Regions from separate parts of the Mus musculus genome. Here region 2 is linked to region 1. A link is a loop called in an ENCODE intact Hi-C map of the cell type or tissue named here. Cell type or tissue: heart. All regions are shown on one strand. Links, peaks and the distances in the headings refer to the core of each region. The heading gives the core; the rest is flanking DNA.

What was found. Peaks named below come from ENCODE experiments on the same cell type or tissue, not always from the same donor. Only the 100,000 strongest peaks of a DNase experiment are listed, where the experiment ranks them.
Region 2: it touches region 1 in a loop (2.3-fold over the local background); 13 of 42 quality-filtered maps call a loop at or near these places.

What each region holds. Positions count from the first base shown.
Region 1 is chr8:70,163,063-70,178,689 of GRCm38, reverse strand. It overlaps Tmem161a (transmembrane protein 161A), which reads right to left and starts at 6,282. Exons shown (of 12, transcript NM_145597.4): 1 at 6,250-6,282; 2 at 4,284-4,387; 3 at 1,765-1,845; 4 at 1,352-1,449; 5 at 1,082-1,238. The coding sequence starts at 6,252. It overlaps Gm45929 (predicted gene, 45929), which reads right to left. Exons shown (of 9, transcript NM_001310055.1): 2 at 14,386-14,461; 3 at 13,439-13,642; 4 at 13,026-13,160; 5 at 12,515-12,644; 6 at 12,264-12,397; 7 at 11,992-12,076; 8 at 11,784-11,871; 9 at 11,202-11,624. The coding sequence starts at 14,439. The coding sequence ends at 11,405. It overlaps Mef2b (myocyte enhancer factor 2B), which reads right to left. Exons shown (of 9, transcript NM_001045484.2): 2 at 14,386-14,461; 3 at 13,439-13,642; 4 at 13,026-13,160; 5 at 12,515-12,644; 6 at 12,294-12,397; 7 at 11,992-12,076; 8 at 11,784-11,871; 9 at 11,202-11,624. The coding sequence starts at 14,439. The coding sequence ends at 11,405. In heart, for the core only: no CTCF peak of the experiment used is centred there; DNase peaks (open chromatin) are centred at 4,439 and 6,299; H3K4me3 peaks cover 2,758 bases; H3K27ac peaks cover 3,252 bases; H3K27me3 peaks cover 901 bases.
Region 2 is chr8:70,225,648-70,241,274 of GRCm38, reverse strand. Armc6 (armadillo repeat containing 6) reads left to right here and starts at 6,853. Exons shown (of 8, transcript NM_133972.2): 1 at 6,853-7,165; 2 at 9,869-9,995; 3 at 11,665-11,747. The coding sequence starts at 9,875. It overlaps Sugp2 (SURP and G patch domain containing 2), which reads right to left and starts at 7,070. Exons shown (of 11, transcript NM_172755.4): 1 at 6,623-7,070; 2 at 4,481-4,607. The coding sequence starts at 4,592. In heart, for the core only: a CTCF peak has its summit at 6,689; a DNase peak (open chromatin) is centred at 6,774; H3K4me3 peaks cover 2,744 bases; H3K27ac peaks cover 1,315 bases.

The sequences.
Region 1 (15,627 bases), core at 2,991-10,990:
ATCACTATGGCAGCAGCACTTAGGGAAGGAGGGGCAGTGAAAAGCCCAAGTAGATGTGACATTTGAAAGCTATGGAAAAGTTGGGAGACAGGTTTTCTTTCCCCCTTAGGGGACAGTGCTTGAGGTAGAACCCCAACCTCTTGTGTGTAAATCCAGGGGCCTCCTCCTGCATGCTCAGGCACACCACCATTTCTCAGCCAAGTTCACTTGCACAGAGCTCTGTGTGTGGCTTTACTATTTAAGAGCCAAAGACACACAGTGCCTCCATCAGTTAACCTCAAAACTCTACTAAGATGCAGTCCCTGGTTAAGGTTCAACTATGAGATGTTTCCCCAGACTAATACTCAGAACACTTGGCGGCCAGATGATCCCCTAAAGGGTCTGTGCTTTCTCAGATTAGGGTCCCCACCATACCTGGGCCTCTGCTTTCCAAACGCCAAGCTAGCCTTGTGACATGCTTTTTGATGCAATGTATATACCAGAAGGTTTGGGCAAAAAGATGTGGTGGTGTGCAACTCTAACCCCAGCAGGCAGAGGCAGGAGGATGTCTGAGTTTAGGGTCAGCCTGGTCTACAGAGTGAGTTCCAGGACAGCGACACAGAGAAAGCCTGTCTTGAAAAAACAAACCGCCGGGCAGTGGTGGTGCACGCCTTTAATCCCAGCACTCGGGAGGCAGAGGCAGGCGGATTTCTGAGTTCGAGGCCAGCCTGGTCTACAGAGTGAGTTCCAGGACAGCCAGGACTGCAGAGAGAAACCCTCTCTCGAAAACTCAAAAAAAGAAAAAACAAACCAAAAAAAAAAAAAAAAAAAAAAAAAAAGATGAACCAAATCCCAGGAAACTGTTCCTGGTTTTCCAGTACAAGAAAACCAGACTGTGTGTACAGTAGCAGTGTAGTGATGAGCACCTGTCACCGAGAGCTGGAGGGTGAGCCAGGAGTTCAAAATCAGGATGGCCTGCATCCTCTGACTCTGGGACAGGTTTATGGCACAGTGGGTGATCCCATAGACAGCAAGTTAGAGGGACAGGGAAGCTGGAGCCTGAGTCCCACTCACCCACATGCTAAGTGCCAGAGAAGGATACAGAGAGAAGGCCAGAGTGAGCAGGCACCAGAACACAGCGATGTTGGTCTCCTGGACTGGGCCCAGCACAAAATAGTAGGCCTCTGTGAAGAGGTACACACCAACGGAGTACACTGCGAAGTCGACGAACCACTGGTATTCCAGAAAGAAGCGCAGGACTGCAGGGACAGGAGCCTCAGCACCTACTCCAGGCTCTTTCCACTCAGAGTTCCCCCTGGGCAGAATGACCCCAGCAGCTGGGGAGGGGACTGGGGACTGGGCTGGGTGTTACCTAGGGCATCCACAGCAGTGAGGGGACAGGTCTGCAGCTGGAAATGGGCATCTCGAGGCACTGACAATGGCTTCTCGTCATGAAGACCATTTGCCCACCTGAGCACACAGGGAAAGTGAGAGCTGAGGTCGACAACCATCTCTGGACCTCCTAGAAAGCTTGGGCGGTGATGGCTTGGGAAAGAGCTTTAGCTACATCAGGTGTGAGGGCAAACTAGACACAGGGCCGGCCCCAAGCAAATGGCCAGGAGTACAACAAGATGCCAACTGCTGCCACCATGCCCAGCAGTGCTGTGAGGGCGAGGGTAGGCCGTGTTCCCCAGCCAGGAGCCCTTGGGCAAGATAAGGCCTTTCCCTGGACAGGAGGGCATAGCCCTGCCGGGGCCCCATGGAGTCAAAGTGGGGACCACTTACCGCTCCTTCCTGACCCGGGGCCTCAGTTTCCCTGACAGCGCCCGAAGTTCCTCCTCTGACGGGTGTATGTACCGGAACAGACTGGGGGTTGAGTGGGGCAGAGGTCAGGAAAGATTGGCCTAGGGGTATGATGCAAAGAACCTGAATCTGGTTTTGAAAATAGATCACTGGACATTGGCAGAGTTAGGGCAGGGGGCAGAGCTGGAGGGGAGGGGGCAGGGCCAGCGCTGGGGGGTTAGAGCTGAGGTGGGAGCAGCCCTATAGAAAGATGAGCCAGGGTACATGGGTGTACCCAGAGCTAGCATAATTCTGGGAACATGGGATGAAGGGAACTGATCAAGCCACAGGGACCTCGAGAATCAAGGACAACCTATGGTCTGACTCTCTGGTGCCCCAGCCATTTTTCTGAAGAGAAACCACTCAACAGTATTCTCAGAAGGGGCCAGACACCAAAACAGGAAAAATAGGAGAAAGCTGGATTACAAAAGGCCAGGAGGAGGGGAGTTGGGGGTGAGCTCTGTTGTCAAGACAGATCCAAGGTGTACTTTAAAGACACCAAAGGATGGGGCTGGAGAGATGGCTGAGGTCCTGAGTTTAATTCCCAGCAGCCACATGGTAGCTCACATCTGATGCCCTCTTCTGGTGTGTCAGAGACAGATAGCTACAGTGTATTCATATAAATTAAAAACAAAAAACAAAAAAGAACCAAGACATCAGGCATAGTTGTTGGCATTTCTTCTAGGCTCTGCCCAACAGCCAACAGCCAGGTATAGGCATGTGTGTGTGTGTGTGTGTGTGTGTGTGTGTGTGTGTGTGTGTGTGTGTGTGTCTCCCCCACTCCCTCTCTGTCCCCCTCCCCACATTCTCCTCTTCCCTTCTTTCTCTCTTCTCTCTTTTTCCTTCTCTGTCCCATTCTTTCTCTGCCTCCAATCCCTTCTTACGCCTTTCCCGTGCCTCATTTTATACTAACTGGTGGTATAGCTGGTACCTCATGGGCCCGCTAAGGCACCCTCTCCTGCACACCAGGCCGCCACATTACAAAACATCAATAGTGGGGCATACTTTAGATACCTGCTCTCAGAAGGCCGAGGCAGATGGATGGAGCTCTGTGAATTCAGGCGAGCCTGGTTTACAAAGTGAGTTCCAAGACCGTGCCTAAAAACCTGTGGCCGGAGTTCGATGTCTGAGGCCTACTGTACTGGCTAGTTTGGTGCCATCTCTGGGCTGGTAGTCTTGGGTTCTATAAGAGAGCAGGCTGAGCAAGCCAGGGGAAGCAAGCCAGTAAGGAACATCCCTCCGTGGCCTCTGCATCAGCTCCTGCTTCCTGACCTGCTTGAGTTCCAGTCCTGACTTCCTTGGTGATGAACAGCAATGTGGAAGTGTAAGCTGAATAAACCCTTTCCTCCCCAACTGCTTCTTAGTCATGATGTTTGTGCAGGAATAGAAACCCTGACTAAGGGCTGGTGAGATGGCTCAGTGGGTAAGAGCACTGACTGCTCTTCCGAAGGTCCGGAGTTCAAATCCCAGCAACCACATGGTGGCTCACAACCATCCATAATGAGATCTGACTCCCTCTTCTGGAGTGTCTGAAGACAGCTACAGTGTACTTACATATAATAAATAAATAAATCTTTAAAACAAACAAACAAACAAACAAACTTCTTTAAAAAAAAAAAGAAAGAAAGAAAGAAACCCTGACTAAGACAACCTACTAAAGGTGGAAAGTGAAAACTAACCTTACAACCTGACTCCACACAAGTGCCAGACAGGCACCTAAACATTACACACACAACAGGAAGAATAAATCAAAGTTTAAAAAGTGTAGATGGGACGGGCGGTGGCGGCACACACCTTTAATCCCAGTACTTGGGAGACAGAGACAGGCGGATTTCTGAGTTCGAGGCCAGCCTGGTCTACAGAGTGAGTTCCAGGACAGCCAGGGCTACACAGAGAAACCCTATCTTGGGGGAAAAAAAAAGTGTAGACGGCTAGAGAGATGGCTCAGTGTTGGTTAAAAGTGCTTGCTGTTCTTGCAAATGACCCCACCCCCAACCCACCATGCTGGGCAGCCCACAACCATCCATAACTGGCAACTTTCACTTAGGAAAGGCACAAACCACACACAGATACACATGTGACAATGTGACATACACAGTTGAAAAGAAATGTTTTGAAATGCGGATGGGAGGCTGAGGCAGAGGGACTGCCACACTTTCACAAGCAGCTGGAACTACAGTATGAGACTCTGTCTAAAAACCACAAAACCGGGGCTGAAGCAATGGCTCAGGGGTTAAGAGCACCTCCAGGTGACCTGGGCTGGGTTCTCCATCCCCGCATCAGGCAGCTCATAACTACTGTAACGCCAGCCCCAGTGTATGAGTGCACAACCCCACTCGTGGAGACAACCCCTACACATAATGGAGGAGGAGGAGGAGGAGAAGGAGGAGATTTTTAAAAGGAACAAACAGCATGCACCATGGGACCACTGCAGCAGGACAGGCAGCAGAACATTCCCTTACCTGCCATTGCAGAGCAGCCAGCGTGCGAAGGAACAGTGTGGCGCTAGCCTGTGCATGAGGGTGGCGGTGAACAGAGTCACCACCAGCTGCACTCCAAGGACCGCCTAAAGGGGCAGCTCTAGTCAGAAAATCTCAAGTGCTCTGACGTAACACAGGTTATTTATAGAGCAGGTGGGTGGGTGGAGAGGGCCAGCCTTGGGCTCTGGTGGTATCTCTCAGAAGTCAGTGGGTATGAGCCAGAGTCTGTCTTCAGCGCCCTAGGCATCCCCAGCAGCTCACCTGGTCCTGACCCCTGCTTCCACCAGCAGAGCCCTGAACCCCTTTCCTGAATACTTCTGTTTGCTTTGTGAGCTCTGGATGTGCCTATGTGGGTAGATCAGGCTGGCCTCCGACCTACAGAAATCTACCTGCCTCTGGTTCACCAATGTTGGGATTAAAGGCCAGAGTCAGCACACCCAACTATTTGTCTAAAGGATGTTTCTTGCCAGGCAGGGTGTGTAATCTTGGGTTTAATCCTCACATTTGGGAAACAGGTGCAAACAGATGGCCAAGTTCGAGGCCAGCCTAGTCTATAGAATGAGTTCTAGGACAGCCAGGGCTACACAAAGAAACAATATCTGAAAAAAAAAACAAACAAAATAAAACAAAACAAAACAAACAAACAAACAAACAAACACAAGACAGAAAGAAAGAAGAAAGAAACCAAGGAAAGAAGGGAAGGCCAGAGATAGGTTGATTTCCTATAGCCCAGGCTGGTCTGGATCTCAGAACACAGCTGAAGGTGACCCTGAACTGCTGGTCCTCCTGTCCCCACTTCCTGAGTGCTAGGGTGATAGCGTGTACCCACACCCAGTTTGTGCAGTGCAGGGGTGGAGCCCCGTCCATGCTAGGTAAGCACTCTACCAAATGATAGACGCCAGCTCTCCATCCCAGGAAGAGTTCAGAGCACAGCTCCACAAATCTTTCAGAAGGAAGCTAAGTCAGGCTCCCGCCGACACAGCACTCATTTCTGTAATTATCTAATTATATACACTGTGTGCCACTAGAGCTGCCTGCCTGCATTCTGCTTTCATACCCAATTAACATGAAATACAGATCAATATAAAAATCTGTCAGCCAGGTGTACTGGTGTACAATTTTGCTTGGATTTTTTTGAGACAGGGTTTCTCTGTGTAGCCCTGGCTGTCCTAGAACTCACTCTGTAGACCAGGCGGGCTTCGAACTCACAGAGATTCACCTGCCTCTGCCTCCCAAGTGCTAAGATTAAAGGCATTTGCCATCACTGCCCATCAACACCAACAAGTAAGACCCTTTGTAAATAATTTTTAATGGGTAAATAGAAAAAAATAAAAGGACTGGGACGCTAGAGAGATAGCTCAGGGCTTAAGAGTACTGATTGCTCTTCCAGAGGTCACAGGTTCAATTCCCAGCATCCATTTGGCAGCTCACAGCCCTTTCTAACTCCACTCTCAGGGAATCCTACATGTCTTCTCTGGCCTCTAAGAACAGCACACACACACACACACACACACACACACACACACACACACACACACACACACACACACACACACACACGGTAGACAGACATACATACAAAACATTCATACTTAAATAAATAAAATAATGAAAAATAAAAAAAGATTTTAAAAGACAAACAGAAAGCCGTGAATAGTGGCACAAGTTTGACATCTCAGCACTCCAGAGCCAGGAGAATCAGAAGTCCGAGGTCCCCATAGGCTACGAATAAGTTCTAGTACAACTTGGGCTACATGGGACCCTGTCAGAAAGCAAAGATAGCTGCAATCCCAGCTCCCTCACTCCAGTCCAGAGCCCTAGCTTCACCTCCCAACGCGTCCAGCACCACTGACTACACGACACTTCCAAATAGCCCGCGCGGTTTGGGGAACCCTCTCAGCTCAGTTAGGCCGTTCTCCACCCCGGGGATCCCAGAGGGCCTGCTCACCATGTCCGCTCCCTGGGCGCACAGCGGTACGAGGCTGGAGGCGGGGAAGCGCTGAGGTATCTTGGCCAATTAGAGACAGAATGCTGTTGACGAGCATCCTGGGAAGTCAGTCATCGGGCTAAGAATGGGATGGGTGTGCGCAATGCATGCTGGGAACTGTAGTTTTAGCTGGAGCATGAGGTCGTTTCGTCTGCTGGCTTTTCCTTCTTTTTTCTTTTCTTTCTCTTTTTGCCCTTGCCGTGTGTGTGGTGTGTGTCGTGTGTGTGCCGTGTGTGTGTGTGTGCGTGTGCGTGTGACAGAGTACCTATGTAACTTCTGCTGGTCTGTCCTGAAATTCACTCTGTAGACCACGCTGGCCTCAAAGTACTGGGGATTAAAGAAAGCCTGTGCCACCACTACCCGGTTGGTTTTATTTTCTAGTATGTATCTGTATCTTGTGGGGTTTTTTGTATTTTGCACGTAGCTGCAGTCCTTGGAGTCCAGAGGAGAAGGCCAGATCCTTTGACCCTAAAGATACATGTGGTTGTTTATTGGTTGAGAAGAGGGCTTAGACTGAACTTGGGTTCCCTACAAAAGCAATACTTGCTCCTAGTCAACTAACCAACTTTCTAGCTTTCTAGTTTTGTTTTTACTTGGACGTGGGGGGGGGGGGGGGAGGAGTTCTTACTTTGTGTGTGGGAGGACATTGGATACCTTGCTAGAGTCAATTCTCTCGCTATCATGTGGACCCCAGGGGATCAAACTCAGACTTCACAGAAAAAGCCTCAACCGGCTGAACAGGCTTGCTAACCCTGTTTGGTTTTAGTAGGGTCTGAACTTCTCTATGTAGACAAGGATGACCTTGAGGTTCTGATCCTGCTGTAAAATGCTCAAGTAACAGATGTGTCTCACCATGCCCGGTCAGTGTTCTCACTCACCACGGATGGAGCTCACCATGCAAACGTAAGACCTGTGTTGTATGAGCGACCTCCCCAGCTCACTACACCATCACCCCAGTTCAGACAGTAGCCTGGATGTCTGTGTGTGTGCACGTCACTCTCTGAGCCACACCCTCCTCACTAGACAGCCCGGCATAGTGGATCGCATAGCTGTCCTCTCTCTTAGAGAGCTAAGACAGGAGCATGTTTTAAGACTAATGACAGCCTAGGCTGTGTAGCCAGACTGAAGCCACTAGTGCTTCATATTTTAAGACTGTCTCAAAAACAAAACAAAAAACAGGAAAAAAAAATAAAAACCAGGGCCGAACGTGGTGGCGCATGCTTTTAATCCCAGCACTCGGGAGGCAGAGGCAGGTGGATTTCTGAGTTCGAGGCCAGCCTGATCTACAAAGTGAGTTCCAGGACAGCCAGAGCTAACAGATAAACCCTGTCTAGAAATAAAATAAAGTAAAAACCAGGAAGGAACACTTGTTAGGTTGATGAGATGTTTCTTTGGGCAAAGGAGTTTTTTTACCACAATGAGGGCCTGAGTTCCAACCCTAGCACCCACATGGTAGAAGGGAGAATCATGCCTGCGAGTTGACCTCTGACCTCCACTCCACTCATGCATTATACACTTGCTTCCATCGACATGATAGTAGTTAATGTTTAAAAAGAGGGTGCTGACTGGCCTTAGTGGTTCACATCTCTAACTCCTGTACTAGCCAGACACAGAAAGCCATTTTTGATAGTTTGGAGCTAGCCTGATCTTCCTAATGATTCAAACATAAATTCCAAAAGGCTCAAACAACAATGGGGAGATTTGGGCTCATGGAATAGAAAATGCTAGAGTTAGACCCACAGGGTAGGGTGGTGGGGCTTACATGGAATCCAGCTAGGTCAGGAGGGCTGTGAACCTGAGAGCACCCTGAGCTGGCAGGCCTCCTTTTGTTTTTGTTTTTGTTTTCTAAACCAAAGCATCATGTACAACAACCTCAGCCTCAGATACAGCTTGAGCAAGAACTGTCATCTTAGGACCCTACAGTCTTCCCCAAGCGGCTTTGAGAGAGGGAGGGAGGGGCAGCTCTTATCTTGGTTAAGTCCTGGACAGGCCTGGGTGTCTGGCTGTCTTGTGGGCACATTCTCCTAGGATGCTGTCCATACATTGACTGTGCTGCCTCTGTGATGATCTCACCACTGGTTATTAATCTGTGCAGATGTCCATGTGAGGTAATTCACAGTGACCTTGACCCTCTGGACTCAAAATGTCCTGTTGACAGAAGATGGGTATCCCTGCGTCCCAGTGCTGGGAGTTACAAACTTGCTACACCATGCCTGGTGGTTTTTCAAACTCCTGTCTAGATTTGAGGTGCAGCTGCTTTGGTCTTTGAGCCATCTTGGTCTCGTTCATGGTCTGGTGTAGTCCTGTGTGCTGGAGTTTTATGTCAACTTGACACAGCTAAAGTAGTCTGAGAGAAGGGAATGCCAATTGAGAAATGCCTCTGGGAGACTGAGCTGTGAGCAAGCACATAGGGCATTTTTAAAACTAGGGGTAGATGTAGGAGAACCCAGCCTAAGTCAGGCAGTGCCATCCCTGGGCTGGTGGTCCTGGGTTCTAAACCGGGGTAATGGCCCACGTCTTTAATCCCAGCATTCTGGATGCAGAGGCAGGCGGTTCTCTGTGTGTTTGAGGACAGCCTGGTCTAAAGATTGAGTTTCAGGCACCCAGGGCTATTACACAGAGAAAGTCTGCCTTGGAAATACAAAAAGAAAATGGAAAAGAAGAAGAAAACTGGCTGAGCCAGCCACTCCCTCACAGCCTCTACATCAGCTCCAGCCTCTAGGTTCCTGGCCTGGTCTCTAGTGTGGCGTCGTTTTCAGACAGGGTAAGAATTTAATGTAGACCAGGCTGCTCTCTAACTCAGAAATCTGCCACCTTCGTCTGCAGAGTGCTGAAGTTAAAGACATAGGACACCACTCCCCACCTCCCAGGCCTGTTTGGTTTTCAGAAACTTCCTCATGCCCTACTGGCTCAATGTCTGGGCTGTGGAAGCCCTGAGGATCATTCTAGAACCCTGAGGCCTCTTCTGGGTCCCGCTGGGCCTCACAACCTGGCTTCAGTCTTGAGTGCTCACAGATTCTGTTTCTTAGTGTTGGAGTGGCCTAAGGCCATAGTCAATCCCCTGCCCCAACCCCAGTGGTGTCTGAGGCACTCGTCGGGGGAGGGCAGAGCCAGGAACAGCCGGGCAAAAGATGGCTACTGAGTTTCAAAGGCCCTTTAAGTGCCACCCAAGCACCCAAGCAACCTTGCTCCCTCCTGCTCCAGGATGTGGTGTCATAATGGAGACCAGGAGGACTGGGTGGAAAGAGAGGGCTGAGCCTAGAAACCTATTTTTTTAAATCTTGTTTTTACATGGACTTACGCCAGTGGTTCTCAACCTTCCTAATGCTAAGAAGCCCCTTTAATACAGTTCCTTATGGTGTGGTAAGCCCCCAACCATAAGATTATTTCCATTGCTACTTTTAACTGTAATTTTGCTATTGTTATGAATTGCAAAGTAAATATCTGTGTTTTCCAATGATCTTCGGTGGCCCACGGGTTGAGAAATGCTGACTGGGGAAAGGTGTGGTGTTGCCACAAGTGGACAACACATGGGGTCCGTTTTCTCCTTCTGCCATGTGCATTTCCTCCTGGGGCTGAACTCAGAGCTGGCAAGTGCTTTTCCCACAAGTGCAGCCATCTTGCCCTAGAGGACCCCACCCCCTCTAAAACTAAAAGGCATTCTTGTACAATCATCATTTCGGTTCGCATGAATGCGAGCTTCCCGGTATACTTGCCTGCACCCTGGCAGAAGCTGTGGGAGGACATCAGGTGTCCTCTTTGAGACAGGGACTCTGCCTGAACCAGACACAGAACTTTCTAGGCTAGAGTAGCAGCCAGCAAACCTTCAGCAGAGCTAGTTCTAATTAGCAGTGTCTGTGGAACCCTGGGCTTGTGACCAGGACACTCGGGACTGGACCCTAGTCACATGATGACATAACCAACATTGCACCCTCTGAGCCATCTCTGCAGCCCAGGACACACTTGGAGGAGGAAGGGTGCAGCCCCAAAGCTCTTGCTCCACCCTTTCATTGTTTTTACATATATTATGTCTGTCTCCTTGTAGAACCGTGCCAACACAGCCTCAGAGGACACAGAAAGGGAGTGGGTGTCTTATTCCCCTCAGATATGATCTGTCTTTAAGCTGGAGCTGGGCTACTAAGCCCCAGCCATCCTTTCCCCACTTTACTCTGGCATCTAGACCACATCTGGCTTTTTATATGAATGCTAGAGATTCGAACTCAGATCTTAACGCTTGCATAGCAAGCTCTCTTACCATCGACCTTTCCCCCTTCCTCTCCCCATTTATATATTTATCCGTTCATTTGCATCTGTAGGGGGAGCACCTACACGTAGGGAGGTCAATGGACAACTTGAAGGCAGTTGGTTCTTTCCTTCCACCAACAGAACTTCCAACAATAAAACTCAGGTCCACAAGATTGGCAGCAAGGGCCTTTACCACATGAGCCATTTTGGAGCATCCCCTCTTTACTTTTTGTTTTCTATTTTTTGAGACAGGGTTTCTCTGTATAGCCCTGGCTGTCCTGGAACTCACTCTGTAGACCAGGCTGACCTCGAACTCAGAAATCCACCTGCCTCTGCCTCCCAAGTGCTGGGATTAAAGGCGTGTGCCACCACCGCCCGGCTCCTGTTTACCTTTTAAAAAGTGTTCTCAGTCCCAGGCTGTCCTGGTCACCACAGGCAACCACTTTACTCCTACTCTCACTGCCATGGTGACATGGCTGTGGTCTCATCCGAGAGTCACACTTCCAGGAGCAGTTCAGACCTCCTGGCTCATCCTTGGTGGCGATGCAATGCCTGTGGCTCCTTCTTAGGTCACCCCACCTTCTACCTGGCCTTCCTCTTGGAACCCGTTTCTGTGGTATGCACCCCAAAGCCAGTGTAGGCAAAAAGAGATCTTTGAGGAGATTGGGTGTGGCTATTCCAGGCTCGGGAGCTCTGAGCTAGGGGCTGCCCAGTGCCCTCCCGAGTCCTTGGGCTTTATTGATGCAGCGGCCCCCAGGAAGGGACAGGGCCTTAGTGATGCACAGTGGGTGCCCTCGTCCGTCCGTCCTGGTGGTATAGGGAACCTGAGACTTCGGGAACTCTGTGGAGGCTGGAGGAACCTCTTGGAGCGCTACCGTGGCCAGCTGTCAGGGGTCAAGCGGTGCAGGGAGGCCGAGGGCCGCAGTGGCTCTGCAAGGGGCCTGGCAAGGAGCAGCGGGTAGGGGAAGGACCTGGGGAAGTCGCCAGAGGTCCCAGTGACTGGAGACAGTCGCTCAGACTTGATGCTGACCGGAGGTGTCGGAGGGGAGGCCCCTCGGCTGGGGGGACCCTCCTTGCACAGACTGCGGGCACTGCTGGAGAGATGGGGGAAGGGAGGCAGGAAGAGGAGAGACCCACAAGATAGGTAAGAAGGCTTGTAGGCCATGGGGTTCTCTCTAAATCTCACAGCCCCACCCTCAGCCTGGTCTAGACGAGTCTCGCTCCTGGCCGCCAGGGGGCGCCCAACTCACACTGGCCGGGCGGGGTCTACAGCGTCCCTCGTTGGTGGCCAGGGTGAGGGTTGCAGGGGTCCCTGAGCTGCGTCTCCCGGGCTGCAATCTACGGGCAGAGGCTGGGTGAGCGGAGATCCTGTCAGTACTCCAACCCTCCCGCTCCCGGGCTTGGGGTTGGGGCGAGGGACCCACAACGGTCAGGCAAATCAGACAGGGCTGGGTGCACCTGTGGAGCCTGATGGTAAGAAGGCAAAGCTACCCAGAGCGGGGCCTGGGGCACCGGGACTCTGCAGGCCGCTGTACAGGCTTCTCTGCAGGAACAACAGAGGGAAAACTGTAGTTGGTTGTGACCACCTGCCTCTTTCCTTCCTCTCTCCCACTTCCTTCCCTCCTCCTCCTCCTCCTCCTCCTCCTCCTCCTCCTCCTCCTCCTCCTCCTCCTCCTCCTCCTCCTCCTCCTCCTCCTCCTCTATCCTCTTCCAACTCTCTCCCCTCTCACTGAGGTGCCCAATCCCCCTCGGGCACCAACCAGGCCAGGGGGCAGGTCTGGCCTCCGCCCATCAGTCGCCAGGTACAGAGGCGGGGGCGTCTTGCTCGCAAGGTGGCTTGGAGAGAAGATCGGGTGTCCCAGGCCTGGGGGGAGGTGAAGACCCAGGAAAAGAGAGGCTGTCGTGTCACTCATAGAGTTCAGAGCCCGGGTTCCTCGTGCCCTTCTGCCCTCCCCACACGCTAACGCTAACGCTCGCTCACCCGGGGGTCGAAAGTGAGGCGGGCGGCTGTGGACAGACGGGGCCTCCCCCAGCCCGCCAGGATCACAGCCTGGAGTGGCTGGTGGGACCCGGTAGGACAGCTCTGAAACCGACATTGCGGGGGCCACGGGCTGTGGACAGAGAGAGGAGAGAATGAGGCAGAGGGGGCTCTGTGCCTCAGAAGTTTCTGAGGGTCTCCATTAAGGCCTAGACCCAAGGCTGGGGTTGCCAGGTGGGCTCCATCTCAGCTGCATAGCCTTGTTCAGGGCTGAGGTCTCCCTCTGCAGAGCATGGGGTGTCAGAAATTGTGGCAGGAAGACTTGCTTGCTGAACTGTTACTGCCCTTCGAAGCCCGGGTCATAAAGTGCATTCTTCACCCATCCAGGACAAGACTGGCTTCCACGAAGTGGCTCCCCTGTCTGGCCTTTTAGCACTACTCCCGGAGTCTCAAACTCAGACTGTGTATTGGAAGTGTGTTGGGGGTGAGAGGGGGCACAGGGAAGTCCTCTTACATAGATCCGAGGCGGGGGCGAGGCCGAGCCTCTGTCACCCCCCAGTGTCCTCAGCAGCTTCTCTCCAGGACCTTCTGGCCCCTCCTCCATATCCAGCTCGGGCCCATCAAGGCCCACGCCCCTCCTCTTCAGTGTCTGTGGGAACAGCAGATGACAGGGTGGGCCCTCAGACCTTATCCGACTCCTAGAACTTGGTTCTCAGGTACTTGGGAGAGACCTTCTCCAGCCAAACTGCACAGACAGATACAGATGGGCGTGGCCTGCTCCAGAGGGACCCCAGGGACTAAAACCACTGTGAGTTCCCCTGAAGTTCAAGTCCCTTTAGTGTTAGAGGAAAGGATCAAGAACTAACAGGGTGACACAGTGACCAACCGGCCAGGATGTGCCCGGGGACTGCAGGCGGCTTCAGGTACCTGAAGGATATCCGCGTTGGTGCGGCTCTCGTGCGGCTCACTGTACTCGGTGTATTTGAGCAGCACCCGGTCCATGTCGCTGCTCGCATACTGGAAGAGGCGTTGCGCGCTGTTGAAGATGATCAGGGCAATGTCGCAGTCACAAAGCACGCTCAGCTCATAAGCCTTCTTCATCAGTCCGAACTTGCGCTTGGTGAAAGTCACCTACAGCACAGGGGCGGAGACAGGATGGGGGTGGAGGAGGGTTAAAGCAGGGTGTTCCTAAGGCTGGTGAGGTGGCTCAGTGGTTAGCACAGAGACAGGATGGGGGTGGAGGAGGGTTAAAGCAGGGTGTTCCTAAGGCTGGTGAGGTGGCTCAGTGGTTAGCACAGAGACAGGATGGGGGTGGAGGAGGGTTGAAGCAGGGTGTTCCTAAGGCTGGTGAGATGGCTCAGTGGTTAGCACAGAGACAGGAGGGGGTGGAGGAGGGTTAAAGCAGGGTGCGCCTAAGGCTGGTGAGACAGCTCAGTAGTTAAGAGCACCAACTGCTTTCCCCAAGGTCCTGAGTTCAAATCCCAGCAACCACATGGTGGCTCACAACCATCCATAATGAGATCTGATGCCCTCTTCTGGAGTGTCTGAAGACAGCTACAGTGTATACATATAATAAATAAATCTTTTTTAAAGGAGGATGTTCCTAAATGAGTGCAGAGCAAGCTTCTCTCCTTCAGTCTCCATCTGAAGCTAGGAAAGCTCTCTGCGTTTGCAACTCCACCCAAATGTCCAGTTCCCTTCTGAAAGGAAGATTGGGCCCCAGAAACAGAACCCACGCTTTCTGTCACACTCAGACTCCCCAGGATGGCCTCAGGACTCAAGACTTCTCTGCAAGACCATTTGACTTTGGCCTGGATGTGCCCCTGCCCAGAATGCCATTCCCCCTATAATGGTAACGCCACCTGGGAACTCACCTGCCTGTTCCTTTGGTCTAGAATTCGTGAGATCTGGATTTTTTTCCTCCCCATCGTGGGTAGCTGTGCAGAGCGGCTGTTGTGTAAGAGGGCAGAAGGAAGGTGTGAGCAGTACAAGGCAAACAGTACCCAGCCTCGATCCTGACCCTGCCCTCTTCAAGTCCCAGCATAATAAAATGACAGGGAGAAGGAAGGCAGCCACTTAATCCAGGCAGCCCCTACTGGGCACCAGCTGAGTGTACTCCATGCTCAATAAATGCAAGGCAATGTGGAGGTCCGTGTCCTCCCTCGCACCCAGGCAGCTGGGGCAGGAAGAAGCTGGGATCCAGGCAAGCCTCAGCTCCACAGGAAAGATGGAGGACAGCAAGGAATAATACATCACTTGCCCAATGGAAGGGACCATTAGCATGTGCTCTGCGCCATGGACACAGATGTGGAACACATCTACTGTGTGTGCGCGTGTGTGTAGGCATCACTCTGAGCATGCATGGAGGCACAGGACAACCTTCAGGTTTCCTCTGTCCACCACAACGCTCCACAGATATAGCTCTAGCACTCAGGCTAGATAGCAAACGGCCTTGCCAGGTGAGCCACCTCACACATCCTCTTTTTTGTTGAAAAAGGATCTCTCTATGTGGCCCTTGGCTGTCTTGGAACTTGCTATGTAGACCAGGCTGGCCTCAAACTCATGCATCACCACACCCAGCTCCCTTCCTTCTTTAGTGTAAAATTCACCGTGTTGACTGGCGTGACTATGGCACACTGTGTGTTTTTCTATATGGTGTAATCATTCTTTTGGGCTACCTCCAGAACATTCCGTGCTCACCAAGGCAGCAGTTGTTCTTGCTCCCTTCCCCCTTCCCCCTACTCCCCCTTTTTTCTGGCTCTGTGGAGTTTCCTGTTCTGGACATTTCCACACATGAGGTAACATATTCTGTGGGCCTGGGTGCTCCCCACATTTTCACTATGGGACCTGGAGTGAGAGTGTTCTGAGACATGGTTTTGCTAAGTAGTCTAGGCTGACCCAGAACTCAGAATCTCTCTCTCAGCCTCCGGAGTGCCAGTGGAACAGAGCGGCCATCATCACCTTCCCCGAGGGAAAATGCTCTGCTGTGGTTTTTTTTTTTGCATGGGCCTGAGGAAAAGGCCTGGTGTGTGGCGTCACGGAAAACCATCCCTGTTTGCTTGGTTTAGGCTGGCAGACCTGGGGACTCCATCAAAGGATCCATATGGGGATGTGAA
Region 2 (15,627 bases), core at 3,108-11,107, 62 kb before region 1:
TTACCTGCTACCCGCTGTGGCCATTAGCCAAGACAGGACAATGGGTGACTCTTGAGGCACACATTAGCATCAGACACAGGCTCCCAAACTCATCACCAGCCCCCACCCCAACGTCACTCCACCCACACTTTAGAGAAGGGTCTATGAAGCCTGGATCTTCCACTGTGCCTGGCCCACTTCAGAGTTTTCATTTCTTTTTTTTTTTTTTGTTTTTTTCGAGACAGGGTTTCTCTGTGTAGCCCTGGCTGTCCTGGAACTCACTCTGTAGACCAGGCTGGCCTCGAACTCAGAAATCTGCCTGCCTCTGCCTCCCAAGTGATGAGGTTAAAGGCGTGCGCCACTTCTGTCTCAGAAGTTTTATAAGGCTGCTGCTCTTATTGCCTCCTGGAGGACTTCCTATCCCACACTGCCACTGGGAGGCAGCAGCAGCCTAACCCTAACCCACACCCAGGACAGCTGAGCAGGCAAAGGCCTGACCCCTGACCCCAAAGTGGTAGAAAGGCCTGCCTGGCATTAACCCTCATCTCTCTGGGGTTGAAATAGAGCCAGAGGCAAGTAGAAGTCACACTAAGTAAGGCTATGTCGGAGAGTCAAGTGTCATTCAGGGATGGGGGGGGTGGTTACACAGACGTCATTGTAGTTCCATCTGGACACAAAAAGAAACGCTGCAAGAAGCTGCCCCCAAAAGCTATCCATGGTGACAGCAGGGCCCAGGCATCTTTCTCGCAGTTGGATTTTAAAACAAAACCTACAATAAAGTAAAAAAAGAAAAAAAAAATCTGACAAAAAGGTACTGGTTACAAACACCTGGAAGGCCATCATTCAGGAGCTGAGGGGAGATAGGACTGAGCTTCAAGGCTAGCCTGAACAAGCAAGAAGACCTGTATCTCATCTTAGGACCCATATTAAATATGTATCAGCATTAAGTCTATAACCCCAGTGGTGGGAAGGCAGGGACAGGAAATCTCAGGGTCCACTGGCTAGCCCATCTAGCCACATCAGTAAGCACCTAGTATCTCAAAAGTCAAGGTGGGTTACTCTTACACATTACTAAGTCCAGCCACAGCACAAGGTACAACCTTGGCTGTCTCTGGAACCTAGCCTCTGTGCTCTCAGAAAATACTTCCCAGGAGATATCACCTCATTGATGCTGGCCTCTTCTTAATCATCACTAATTTCTTAGCTCCAGCTTTAGCTTGTACTTGTGGCTGGACTTAGTAATGTGTAAGAGTTACCCAGGTGGTAGTGGTTTTGAAGGCATGAAGGGGTCATGAAGAACAGCTGGGGCTTGGCACTGTGAGAAAACATGGAAGGCCATTGGTGAAGGTGCAGCCTCAGTTGCAATTGATGGCCCAGGACTGAAGGGGTCATGCAATAGAGTTGAGGCTTCACACCATAAAGAGAGCCTATGAGAGGTTATTGGTGAAGCCTAGTTGCAGCAACAGACAGCAGAGTTTTGGAGATGCCAGTACCATGAAATGACCACCAAGAACAGCAGCAACAGTGGAGTACAGGCAGCTGGAGCCTAGAAGACAAGGTGTGTGCTACAAAGGGCAGAGCTGGAGAAGTGACCCAAGCCCTTGGAGGAATCCAGAAGATCGTGAGTGGATCCCAGACATTGAACAGTTGGAGTCTGATTTTCCTTTTGATTGTGACTATGCCCTGATATTTTTCCCTGTTGAAGGAAGAAAGTATTTTAGTGGAGCCCACAGTTAAGAGACTTTTCATTGTAAAAAGACTTTGAATTTTAAAAGACATTGGATATTTTAAAGGGATTGAAATTTTAAGAATTTGCAAAGACTGTGGGACTTTTAAAGTTATTTAGATCTTGGAGATGAATAAGAAAGTGAGGGTTGAGGCTTAATAGCGATGAGTTTGTGTGTCAACTTGACAAGGGGTCAAATGTACTGGCTGGTTTGGTCAACTTGACACAAGCTATCACAGAGAAAGGAGCTTCAGGTGCCAAGTAGGAAATGCTGCCATGAGATCCAGCTGTAAGGCATTTTCTCAGTTAGTGATCAAATGAGGAGAAGGACCATTGTGGGTGGGACCATCTCTGGGCTGGTTGTCTTGGGTTTTACAAGAAAGCAAGCTGAGCAAGTCAGGGGAAGCAAGCCAGTAAAGAACATCCCTCCATGGCCTCTGCATCAGCTCTTGCTTCCTGACCTGCATGAGTTCCAGTCCTGACTTCCTTTGGTCAGCAATATGGAAAGTGTAATCTGAATAAACCCTTTCCTCTCTAACTTTCTTCTTGGTCATGATATTTGTGCAGGAATAGAAACCCTGACTAAGATACCCCCTTCCCCCTCCCAATAAAAAGACAAGAAAATGAACAGGTACTATGTATTAGAGTAATTGAAGAAAACACAAAAACCCACACTCATGGGCAAATACAAGTTCCCTTCTTTAGCAAGCACAGAAGTGTACACAGTAGGCACTGCCGTTACCAAGGGAAAGAGGTGGCTCAGTGGCAGAGCCCTTGTCTAGTACATATCTGGTCCTGAGTTCACTCTGAGCTCAGAAAAGAACACCCTCCACCCCCATGTATATGCATACACTGGTGGAAGGTGGGTACCAAGCAGGGTGATCCAATGGGCAGGAATACAGTGGGAAATGCTATTCTAAGACACTCTCATCATGTGTGAAGGGGAGGGGTGGGGGCAGACATAGAGCCCCACCAGCAAGAAACAAACTGAAATCATTTTTGGGCATGACTGTGGTCTTGGTGCAGTCAAGGTGGCAGAGTTAAGAGGCAAGAACAGAGCCAGGCAGTGGTGGCACACGCCTTTAATCCCAGCACTTGAGAAACAGAGGCAGGAGAATCTCTGAGTTTGAAACCAGCCTGGACTACAGAGTGAGTTCTGGGACAGCCAGGGCTACACAGAGAAATCCTGTCTCAGAAGACAAAAACAACTAATCAATCAAACAAAACAAACAAACAAAAAAGAGGCAGGAATCATGGCTGTATCATGCATTTCCTATGCCAGATTTACAGAAAAGAAAAATGTCCAGGATCAAGCAGAAGCCAAAGAAAGGATAACTGATAACATACAGCCTTGTTCCAAAACTAAGCGGCACTCTGTAAGGCCTGCTGTTTCTCTGCCAATCAGTTTTTCTTTTTCTTTCTTTCTGAGGCAGAGTCAAGCTGACCTCAAACTCACAGGGATCATGCTGCCTCATGCTGATACTATGTATCAGAACACAAGCCTTCACTAGTCTTCCTGAGGAAATTAAGATGTGATGTGTGGGGAGATAGCACAGTGGTTAAGAATGCTTGCTGTGCAAGCGAGTTAAAATTCCTACCACCCACAAAAGGGCCAGCCATGTCTGAACAAGCTGCAGCTACAGCACTAGAGTGAGGGTCACTGGCCAGCCAGTCTAGCTGAAATAAACAGGGAGCTTCAGCTTCAGTGAGTAACCTTGTGTCCCCCCCCCTTCCCCACCCCAGAACAACAAAAACTAGTAAATTAGTCAGGCTTTTAATCCCAGCACTTGAGAAGCAGGAGGATTTCATTGAGTTCAAGGTTAACCTGGTCTACATAGCAAGCTCCATGACAGGTAGGACTATATATAGCAGTGTTTTTGAACCTGTGGGTCAGGACCTCTTTCAGAAGAGTCCCCGAAGACCCATCAGAAAACAGACGTGATGTATGGCACTAGAGTATTATGGCATGTTCAATCTTTTGATATTGCAATGTTAGGTTGTAATCTATAAAGTTTACACTGGAAAACTAATCAAGCTTAAAAAAAGAAAAAACCTTTTAAACAACAAATCTTATGTTTTCAGTAAGTTTATATATAGTTTTGTATAGGGCTACTCCATAGCAATCCACAAGTCGTGGTTTAGATATGCCTGAAAGAACTAAGATTGCAGTTCAGCCAGTTTGCTGGAGGCTGAGGAGTGTCTTAAAAGGGGATAGCTAGCTAGCCAGGCATGGTGGCACATGCCTTTAATCCCAGTACTTGGGAGGTAGAGGGAGAAGGATCTCTGTGAGTTTGAGGCCAGCCTGATCTACAAAGCAAGTCCAGTCTAGGTCAGTCAGCTCTGGTTACATTGAGAAACCCTGTCTTGAAAAAAAAAAGGGGGGGGGCGGGGAAGGACAGCCGTTTAGATGGCTCAGTGAGTAAAGGCACTTGCCACAAGCCTGACTGATAACTAGGTTCAATCCCTGGAACCTCTACTTCCAGGTGCATGTACACACACATACACACAAAGGAACCCTTCTGTAGAGGCTGGGGTATAGTCAGTGGCAGAGTATGTGCACAAGTAAGGCCATGCTCAAATTCTTTAGTGAGGAGGATGTCTGGCTGATATACTCTACTCAATGACAACAGTACCTTCCGCATAGCTGGCAAGTGGGCCACAAGAAAATGTGATCTCTTCTTGACAAATCCAGCAAGGATCCCAGCAGCTCAGCTTGCACCCAAAGCATGACAGTCCACAGAGCTCCTCCTGCACAGGCCAAACATCTTAACTTACCTTGAGCTTTAAGATGGAGAGCTTCACCAACAGCTTCGGAATCCCCATACCGTTTAGATTTCTCCTGTAATACACTGTCCAAAGATTCCTGCGCCATCCGCCTTGCTGCCATGGTTTTTTTTTTCTCCTATAGTAAGAGAAGTCACATTAATCAAGACAGCTTGCCTCAGGTCAAAAATCACCACCCAAAACAGGGTAACAGAACTGGAAGAATGACCCTAGAAAAAAAGTATTTAGGAAAGGTGTGGCCACTCAGACTCACAGTTTAGAGAAGGGTTTCCCAGAGCTCTTCACCTCTGAGAATTCTCTGGAAGAGCGAGTGACACTCTCACAAGAGGATAATAAGCTAGCAACTGTATACTCTGAGTTAGTCTCAGTACAAGATCTCTTTTGCTTCTTTCAGCAACACACCCAGGAGCTGAGTCCCTATAGCACAGAAAGAGCTGGGTGTGGTACTGCAGGCAGAGATTCCAACTGAGGCAATGGGATTTCCTGTTCCAGGGCAACCAAGACAATACAATGAGAACCTATATAAAGGGCTGAGGGACAGGAGAGGTGGCTCAGTGTTTAAAGAGTGTTTGCTGCTCTCGCAGAGAGCCTCAGTTCAGAACCCAGCATCCACACTGAGCAACCAACAAGTAAAATCTTAAAAGGGGAATAGAGGCTGAGCTGGTTTCAGTAAGGGGCCTAACAAGATGGCCTGAGTTCAAAACTGGCCAAGTTCTGACTTCCACCCATGTGCTGTGGCAAACATGTGCCCAAAAGTACCCAAAACTAAGCAGGAAAAAAAGCTGGGCATGAGGACATATGTGCCTGTAATCTCTGATGAAGACAAGGAAGAAAGATCACTGGAGCTTGGTGATCAGCCAGACTAGCCAATCAGTAACCAGACATCAATTTCTGGCCTACACACACACACACACACACACACACACACACACACTCACTCTTTCTCCTCCCTCTCTCACAAACACACACATACACACACAGAGGTATCTGGTGGTACAAGCATGTAATCTCAGCTATTTAAGAGGCTGAGCAACAGGTTTGCAGGTTTAAAACCTGTGTGAGCTACCTAGTTTATTCCAGACCAGCCTAGGCTACATAGCAAGACCCAGTTTTGTGTGTGCATGAGGGTTTTGTTTTGTTGTTGTTTGGATTTTTTGCAACTACAACAGAGTAGCCCACTTTGGCATGAGCACTAAACCTCTGATCCTCCTGCTTTTGCCTTCCAAGAACTAGGATTGCCAGTGTGCACTGCCAGGTTCTGCAGACCCAATCTTTTTAGTTTTATTTACTTTTTTTTTTTTTTTTTTTTTGGTAGCATGGTTGAGTAGGAGAGATTCCAAATGATCTCCTTACACACCTCTGGTTGGCCTCAAACTTTGTGTGTGCACACACACACATACATACACACTAAGGTTGGCATTGAAAGGAAAATCCACCCTGTCTCTGCCTCCTGGGAACTGGGATTATAGGGGTGAGCCATCATAATCAGTTTGAGACCCTGCCTTAAAAAAAAAAAAAAAAAAAAAGAAAAAGAAAAAGAAAGAAAGAAAAAAGGAATGAAAGAAAAAAATGTTCACACACGGGAGAAAAGCAGACTTGAAGAAGTGAACCACTAGGTCAGGCATCCTAATGTTGAGCCTGACCAACAGGGCATTCATTGTGAGGGCACTTTCTGAATGTTAAAAAAAAATAAGGCAGCATACATATCAGTGACAGCCTTCCTTATGACACTTCCAACTTCAAGAGGTAAACCTCCCTTCTGGTCATTTCTATAACCATCACCCCGTTTCCCCACACCCTGGGAAAGCGATAGGACGCCCCTTGTTCTCTGTCATTTAAGAGCAGGGACTCCTCCGGGTCAGCTGATCCTGAAATTTAATCAAGGTACCTAATCTGTCTGCACCTCCGTTTCCCCGTCTATGGTACTGGCAGACTCGGAGGCTGCAGTGGTTCCCGGCAGCTGGAGGCCCGAAGCCCGCTCGCCGTTACGCCCAACTCGCCCGGCCGACTGAGGGCTCAAGCGTAATGAATGGACCCGCCAGACAGGCTGGAGGAGCGCGCTCGCCCTAGAGACACCCAGAGTCCTTCCCACCCCGGGCCAGCCCTCCCAGGTCTCCAGGGCCCGGGCCTCACCCGGAGCCTGCCGCGTGCGGTGCCGCCCCCGCCGCTGCCGCCGCCGCCTCGGGCCCCTTATCCACCGCCTGGCGAGGCGGGGAGATGCAAATGAGCCAACGGTTTCCGCAGCGCCGCGTCGCGCAGGCGCAAGCCTCTGCCTTGCCTTGGTGCGCAGGCGCTGGCTGCCACCGCCTAGGTCCTCATGCGCAAGCGTCGAGGGCAGCCATCTTCGCTCTTTCGCGCAGGCGCGCTGCTCACTTCTCAGGGCCGAGTCTACCTAGGTGAAAACTATCTCTTTTGAGGGGAAGCGACACCTAGGAGTAGCATTGAGAGTACTGCAAGAGTCTCAGGCCCACGCGTATTCTGTGGCTCCCTTCGCTTTACCTGTGCTCGCGGTCGCCCTCGTTGCCCCGGAAAGGAGCCTCTCGGCTGAAGGAGGGACGCCGAGGCGAGGCGGCGCCTCTGCGCTTGCGCTTATATGGTGGCTCGAAGGAGCCAAAGGCAAAGTCTCGGGTGACAGCTGCGAGCCCCACCCTTTCCCCACGTGGCTGCGTAGACCCGGTGAGGAGCACCGGCCGCCTGTGCTTGTGGCTGGCGCAGTGGGGAGTGGGCGCCGCGGGGTCGGGGTGGTGGTGTTTGCACGACTCTCGCGGACTTGGTTTGGGGGAAGGAGAGAATCGTCCCAGAGATACTTGGGAAGCAAATGCTTCGCCTTTCTTGTGCAGGTTCTTTCATTCATTTTATTCATTCGCGCTGCGCCTGTGTGCACCTGAGCACCTGCTACAGGGTCGGCCGCATTCTAGGCAGTGGAGCCAGGAGTACAAGAGGTTCAAGACAGTGTGACTCTGGTTCAGGGGACGCTGGTGTTGCTGTTCATGTAGTAGTGATGGAGCGGGCGTGGTTGCTGCACCTGTCATGACTGCTTTAGGGAGACAGAAGGATTGATGAGTTCTAGACCGGCTTTGGCTATGTAGCCAGCCCATATTTCAGAATAAAAACAGCCAAAAGAAAGAACAGGCGTTGTGGTGCACTCAAGAAGCAGAGGCAGAAGGATTGCTGCGAGTTTGATACCAGTCTGGGCTACAAGACCAGACACTGCCTCAAAAACAACTGATGAGCCAGGGGGTTGTTTGGAGACTGGAAATCAGGAGTTCAAGGTCAGTCAGGTCTACATGAATCCCTAACATAAAAAACAAAAACGGGATTATTTCATGTGACAGTAAGGCTGCTTGACCTAGACAGGTTTTGTTTACTTGAGGGGCAAGACGGGGGAGGGGGTCAGGAGGGTCTCACTGTGTAGATCAGGCTGGCCAGAAACTCACAGAGGTCTACCATTTCTGCCTCCGTTGTTCTGGTATCAGTGTTTCTTGTTTTGTTGTTGTTTTTCAAGCCAGGATTTCTCCGTGTCGTCCTGGCTGTCCAGGAACTTGCACTGTAGACTGTGCTGGCCTCCAGTTCAGAGGTTAGCCTGCCTCTGCTTCATTTGTGCTTTAATAACTATTATTATTAATAAATTATTTGTTATCAATATTATTTAACATCATCATGACTATTGTGTGTTTACATGTATGCACAAGTTGTGAACTACCAGATGTGAGTGCTGAAACTGAACTCAAGTTGTGATGATGGAGCGGCACACCTTCACCTGCTGACTGAACACTTTTTTCCCAGCACCTCAGCTTTTACACTCGTTCCTTCCACACAGGGTCTCACTCTGTAGCCTAGGCTGGCTTGGGGCTGGAGATCACAGGCTTGTACCATAAAGCCCTAACCAGAGTGTGGCTTTTACAAATTTGATCTTTATACATTGATGTGTCATTTATACTGTGTCCTTCATGTAAGATCAGAGGACTTGTGGGAGTCAATTTTCTCCTATGGCTTTGTGAGCTTCAGGGTTGGAATTTTTGTTTTTGTTGTCTGGACAATCTCTTGTACCCTTGAATTCCCCATCCTTCTGCCCCAAGCCTTCTGCTGCTGAGATGACAGTTGCATGCCACCACACCCGATTCGTGATTCTAGACTGTTGTAAAGAAGAGCATCAGAAAACTTTGATAATGTTGGCTATGGACTGTGCAGTAGAAAATAGTGCTCAGCTCAGTGAGATGGCTCAGCAGCTAAGGTGCTTGCTGCCAAGCTCGAGGACCTGAGTTCAACCCCCAGGATCTCCATGTTGAAGAGAGCTGCAGACTGTTCTTTGCCTGTGACACAGCAAATGCAAGCCAACACTTGCAAGTGGATAAAATGCAATTTAAATAAAGTTAAATAAAATAGTGTTGTAGAACAATCAGGCTTGGTAGGGAACATGCTACCATGAGTGAGACCCTGGGCACCAACCCCCACTGCCAAGTAACACTGACATCTGTTGTATTTTGTTTATGCCTTGATATTTAATCGAATACCACCTGTTTCCCTCATCTTGGTGGATTGCTTACTGAGACCAGGGTTCACATAGCCTGGATTTTTTTTGTTTGTTTGTTTGCCTTTGTCTTGTTTGTTTTGGGTTAGGGTCTCACTGTGTAGCTTTGTCTGGATTAGAACTGAATGTGGATGAGGCTGGTCTTGAACTCCCAGATATCCACCTGCCTCTCTGCTCCCCAATGCTGGGATGGCAGGCCTAAGCTCTTGTGCAGATAGATCAGGTATAGTAGATGGGAAGAGCAGTCTCATAGTTATTTGGGGCCTGGTAGACAGTGCCCTAAGTGCCCATTTCTTCTTTCTTTTTTTTTATTTAAGTTTTATTCATATTATAATTGTGGGCATGCAAATGCACCAGCCTGCATACACAAGTAAGAAGACAACTTTCAGGAGTCCAGGCTCTACCGTGTTTGTTCTTAAGACTAAACTTAGGTCCTGAGGCTTGGTAGCAAGGCTTTACCCACAGAGCTATCCAGTTGGCCTTTTTCTTTTATCTCTTCAACTTTTTTTTTTTTTTTAGATTTATTTATTACATGTAAGTACACTGTAGCTGTCTTCAGACACACCAGAAGAGGGCGTCAGATGTCGTTACAGATGGTTGTGAGCCACCATGTGGTTGCTGGGATTTGAACTCTGGACCTTCGGAAGAGCAGTCGGGTGCTCTTACCCGCTGAGCCATCTCACCAGCCCCATCAACTTTTTGAGATAGTGTCTCATTATGTAGTCCAGACTGGTCTCCTCCTGGCCAGGAGCCTTGTGTCTCTGCCCTCCCTTGGGCTGGGATTACTAAGGTAGAAGACTCCCAGTTGCCTGCTGTCCCCTAACCAAATGTTCCTTTCCACTCAACAGGCAGTGATGGCTTCCAAGCGCATCACCCAGGAAACCTTTGATGCTGCAGTGCGGGAGAACATTGAGGAGTTTGAGATGGGCACTGAGGAGGCCATTCGAGAGGCTGTGGAGCAGTTTGAATCACAAGGTAGGGCAGTGACTTCAGTACTGGCTCTTAGAGGCCACAGCCCTCAGCCTAACACAGTAGTGACGTGCTGTTGACCTCGCCCCTGCTGCCTGTCTCCATCTTGTCACCAGCATCCCATTTCACCTCAAAATAAAAAAGGCATGGCAGTCCTCAGCCACAACGCCACATGGCATATGCCGTGTCCAGGAGTCAGTCATGAAAGTCATGGAGGACCGTGGGTGGTAGGGCTGCTGAGAGGTGGTGGTGGCAATGGCAGGGTTTGGAGACCTTGAGCCACTTGGCAGGAGCAGAGGCTCAGGATGAGTGAGCACACGTGCAGCAGGCCCTTAGAGACAAGGCGCTCAGCATCGGCAAGCCCATTCCCGTCTATGCCTCACTCTGAATGTGGGCCCAGTGAAGCCAGCCAGAAGGGAAGAAAGACAAGGCCCTGCCTCTAGGACACACAAATAAATGCGTGCCCTAGAGGACAATCAGGTAACACTGGGAACGTGACTGGAGAGGTAACTCACTTGCTAAAATACTTGCTGAGTTTGCCTTGAGTTTGATCCAAAACCCACGTAAAAAGCAAGCCATAAAGAGGTGTATTTGAGTTTTTGGGGGTGTGCATGTCTTTTTTGTGGTTTTTCAAGACAGGGTTTCTCTGTGTGGCTCTGGCTATTCTGGAATTTTCTCTGTAGACCAGGTAGGCCTGGAACTCCTAGAGATCCACTTGCCTCTGCCTACTGAGTGCTGGGCTCAAAGCTGTGCTCCCCTACCATCAGGCATCTTAGGATGTCTGTTGCTGTGGTGATCATCACGAGCAGGAAGCAGCTGGGAAGGACAGGGTTTATCCGGCTTACACGTCCACGCTGCAGTCCGTCACTGAGAGAAGTCAGGACAGGAGCTCAAGCCTATGATTCCCAACTCTTCTTTATCTTTGTTACTGGGTTTTGTTTATTTATTTGTTTCAAGACTGGATCATATAGCCTAGGCTAACCTCTTAGCTCATTATGTAGCTAACTAGTATCAGATATGCTGGTCTTTCTGCCTCTGTTTCCTACTGTGGGGAAATAAGTGCTCATCAACACTGCCTGCTGAGCCAGGACTTGGGAAGCTGAGGTAGGAGGGTTACTGTGAATTTTAGGTCATTCTGGGCTTCATAACAAGACTACCTGAAAAAACACCTTAACCACACTCTCGTTACCCCAGAATTTGGGAGATGTAAGAAGGTAGAGCTCTATAAGTTTGAGGTAGCCTGGGCTACATAGTGAGTTCAAGGCCAGCGTGGGCTACATTGATTCTGTCTCAAAAACAAAACAAAATAAAACAAAAAACAAAACAAAATTCTCCTAAGTCACACATACACACGCATGCATGCATGCATGAAATACTTATCACAGAGAGGATGTCTTTGAGGCCTCAGGAGGCAGGATCTAAAAGGGACCGGTAGGGCTGTGAGTTCCAAGAGAAAGGCTCCATGGGGTCCCCTTCCCATCTTTCTGCAGGTAAGAGCTGCAACTTCACTATTCAGAGACAGCATCTGTGGCATGGCCTTGCTTGTAGCTTGTGGCTGGGTAATACTGGGAAGAACCCTGGAAGGAAGGCCCCCAGCAGGGACCTCCTGCCTGGGGGACTTGAGGAAGGATAGTTGTCACTTGACTCCAGCACTGTCCCATCTTCCTCTCTGCAGGGGTTGATCTGAGCAACATTGTGAAGACAATACCGAAAGTATCACTGGATGGCCTTCAGGAGCCCACACATAGTGTCCTTCAGGTAGGAGCCTCCGTCTCCACCACCTTGGTGGAACAGACTGCAGGGGTGGGTGTCTCTTCCCTGTGTTCCATATGGCAGAAGTCAGTATCTGAATGTTAGTGGTCTGTCCAGCTTGTGACCAGTGGAAGTCTACAGCCATGTGTTCCAAATTCATGTGAGGGCAGCACAGCCTCTGCGGGACAGCTGAGCCACTTGGAGGATGTTTGAGACATACAAGTACCTACATGATTTCACTGCCCAAGTCACGGGCACATGCACATCAAGGGTCTCTGGCCCAGCTTTATGTGGGTTCTGGGGATCTAAACAGGTCTGTACTTACACAGCAAGTGCTCACGGCCCCCACCCAGCCCCCTCCCAGACTTGACTTTTATAGAAACAATGACACATGCTTTGAATATGTGCCCTACCCCCACCCTTTCAGGAGGTTTGTTGAGTCCAAGCTAGTCAGGGCCACATAATATAATCCTATTTCAACAATAGCAAAATTCTAACTGGGGGGGGGCGCACATGCTGAGGTGCACATATGGAGGTCAGAGTGTTACATCCTTCCCCTTTGTAGGTCTTGGGGATTGAACCGAGGTCATTAGCCCTGTGTAGGAAGCACTGTACCCCTGAGCCACCTCCCTGGCCCCCTGGCTTAATTTTTTTTTCTTTTTTTAAAGATTTCTTTATTTTATGTATGAGTACAATATAGCTGTCTTCAGACACACCAGAAGAGGGCATTGGATTCTATTACAGATGGTTGTGAGCCACCTTGTGGTTGCTGGGAATTGAACTCAGGACCTCTGGAAGAGCAGTCAGTGCTTTTAACCATCTGAGCCATCTCTTCAGTCTGCCCCTTGGTTTCTTTAATGTTCCATTCTACTCTTGCATGCTCTGCCAGGTTTCTGAGGCTGGTTTGGGCAGGGCTGGCCAACAAATGTCTTTGCCTGTTCTGGTAGCTGAATTTGAACCAACACCCCACTCCCTACCCCCTACCTCCCATCCCCCCACCCCCGGCCAGGCTGCTGGTTTCTACTGAACCTCCCTTTATCAGACTGGTTGTAACGCTGGACTTAACTTTGGTTCACATTAGGGTATATCCTAAAGTCATGCCACCTAGACTGGCTGGCTCTTGTTTTAGTATTATTTAGTATAATTCCCTCTGATAGTTTGGAGTTGCATCTGGGAAGCCTGTGTGTAATGGGGCTTCCCTGTGCAGGTAATATCTGTGGAGTGGAAGAGAGGGAGCTGTCCAAATGGGCGAGTCTGAGCAAGAGGTCTTCTTCCTCCAGAAGCAGTCTGATCAGTTACACTGTACAACAGCCCCGCAGCAGCCATTGAAGTGTTTCTAATGCTCTCCAGCTGGGCTCAGCAGGGCAGTTTGTCTGCTGCTCTTTGTCTGTTTGCCTGGGGCTTCTTCTTGCAGTTAGAGTTAGACTCCAGCATGCCTTTACTCACTTGTGCAGTTGCTTAGCAGAGCCACGGAGATGGCCGGCACTTCTCTACATGTCATCATAAGTGCCACATGAAAGAGCTCACTTTCTGATTTTTTGATACAGCAAATACTAAAAGTTGACAGAAGTAAGGTTGCCTTTTCTCACTTCACTTGAGTGTAAACCCAGCTCTGTAGTGAGTGGCCTTACAGTCAAGGCTTCTGAAACTACAGGTGTGTGCCAGTGATTGAGCACATGTCTATCATGCAGGGCCTGGCTTCAGCCTCAGTTCTACTGAAAAAAGAAAGAGTGGGGCTGATGAGAGGGCTCAGCAGGAAAGGGAGTTTGCCACCAAGTCTATGATCTGAGTTTTATCACCAGGACTCATGTGGTCGAAGGAGAGACTTATGCCCATGAGTTGTCCTTTGCTGTCTTTATGCATGCCGTGGTGTGTGTGTGTGTGTGTGTGTGTGTGTGTGTGTGTGTGTGTGTGTGTGTGAGAGAGAGAGAGAGAGAGACAGAGACAGAGAGACAGAGAGACAGAGAGACAGAGACAGACAGACAGACAGATTGAGAGACAGAGTGTCTTAGTTAGGGTTTTACTGCTGTGACCAGACACCATGACTAAGGCAAGTCTTATAAAAAAACATTTATTTGGGGCTGGCTTACATGTTCAGAGGTTTAGTCCATTATCATCAAGATGGGAGCATGGCAGCATCTAGGCAGGCATGGTGCAGGCATGTAGCTGAGAGTTCTACATTTTCATCTGAAGGCTGCTAGTGGAAGACTGACTTCTAGGCAACTAGGGTGAGGGTCTTAAGCCCACGCCTACAGTGAGATACCTACTCCAATCAGGCCACACCTATTCCAATAAGGCCACACCTCTAATTGGTGCCATTCCCTGGTCCAAGAATATATAAACCATCACACAGAGACAGAGACAGACAGACTTAAAAAAACGTTTTAATGAAAAGTAAAGGGCTGGTGAGATGGCTCAGTGGGTAAGAGCACCCGACTGCTCTTCCGAAGGTCCGAAGTTCAAATCCCAGCAACCACATGGTGGCTCACAACCATCCAAAATGAGATCTGACTCCCTCTTCTGGAGTGTCTGAAGACAGCTACAGTGTAGTTATATATAATAAAAAAATAAATAAATCTTAAAAAAATGATTTCCACCTTTCTAAAAAAAAAAAAAAGAAAAGTAAAAAAAAAAACTAAGGGCAGAGGATATATGTGACTCAGAGGTTCCTATTTTGCATGGACCTCCAGGTTCAATCCACAGTACTTAAAAATGCAGGGACAGGGCTGGAGAGATGGCTCAGTGGTTAAGAGCACTGACTGTTCTTCTAGAGGTCCTGAGTTCAATTCCTAGCAACCACATGGTGGCTCACAACCATCTGTAATGGGATTTGGTGCCTTTTCCTGGTGTGCAGATGTACATGCAGACAGAACACTCATATACATAAAATAAATAAATAAATAAATAATTCCTTTTTGTTTTTAGAAAAATACAGGCCTTTAATCCCAGCACTTGGGAGGCAGAGGCAGACGAATTTCTGAGTTCAAGGCCAGCCTGGTCTACAGAGTGAGTTCCAGGATAGCTAGGGCTATACAGAGAAACCCTGTCTCAAAAAAAAAAAAAAAAAAAAAAGAGAAAAATACAGGCACTGGAGAGCTGGCTCAGCAGTTAAGAACACTGACTGCTTTTACAGAGGATCTGGGTTCAGTTCCCAGCATCCACACAGCTGCTTATTAACCATCTGTAACCCCAGTCCCAAGGGATGTGACACTCCAGTCCCAGGGGATGTGACACCCTCTTTTGGCCTCCTCTGATGTCAAGCACCTTTTTTTTTTTTTTAAGATTTTTTAAAAAAGATTTTATTTATTTTATATATATAAGTACACTATAGCTGTCTTCAGACACACCAGAAGAGGGCGTCAGATCCCATTACAGATGGTTGTGATCCACCATGTGGTTGCTGGGAATTGAACTCAGGACCTCTAGAAGAACAGTTAGTGCCTTAACTGCTGAGCCATCTCTCCAGCCCTGGTGTCAAGCACTTTAAGTGGTTCAGTTCTTGGATAGACATGCAGGCAAAACACCCATACACATAAAATAACACTCATAAAAGTTTTTGTTTTTTTTTTAAAATAGGGTGATTATACATATATAATGGCTCATAGCTGGGGTCCCTGCACTCCAGACACTCTTGCAGGAGTTTTCCTATGAGTTCAAGGCCAGCTTAGACAACATAATTTCAAGGCCAGCCTGGGCTATAAATCAAGCCCCTATGTTGGTATTGAAGAGATGGCTCAGCAGTTATGAATGCTGCTCTTACTGAGGGCTCAGGTTCAATTCCTAGTATCCACATGGTACCTCACAACAGCTTGTGACTCCAGCTCCAGTGGATTCTACCTCCTTTTCTGAGAGTATTATACACACACACACACACACACACACACTT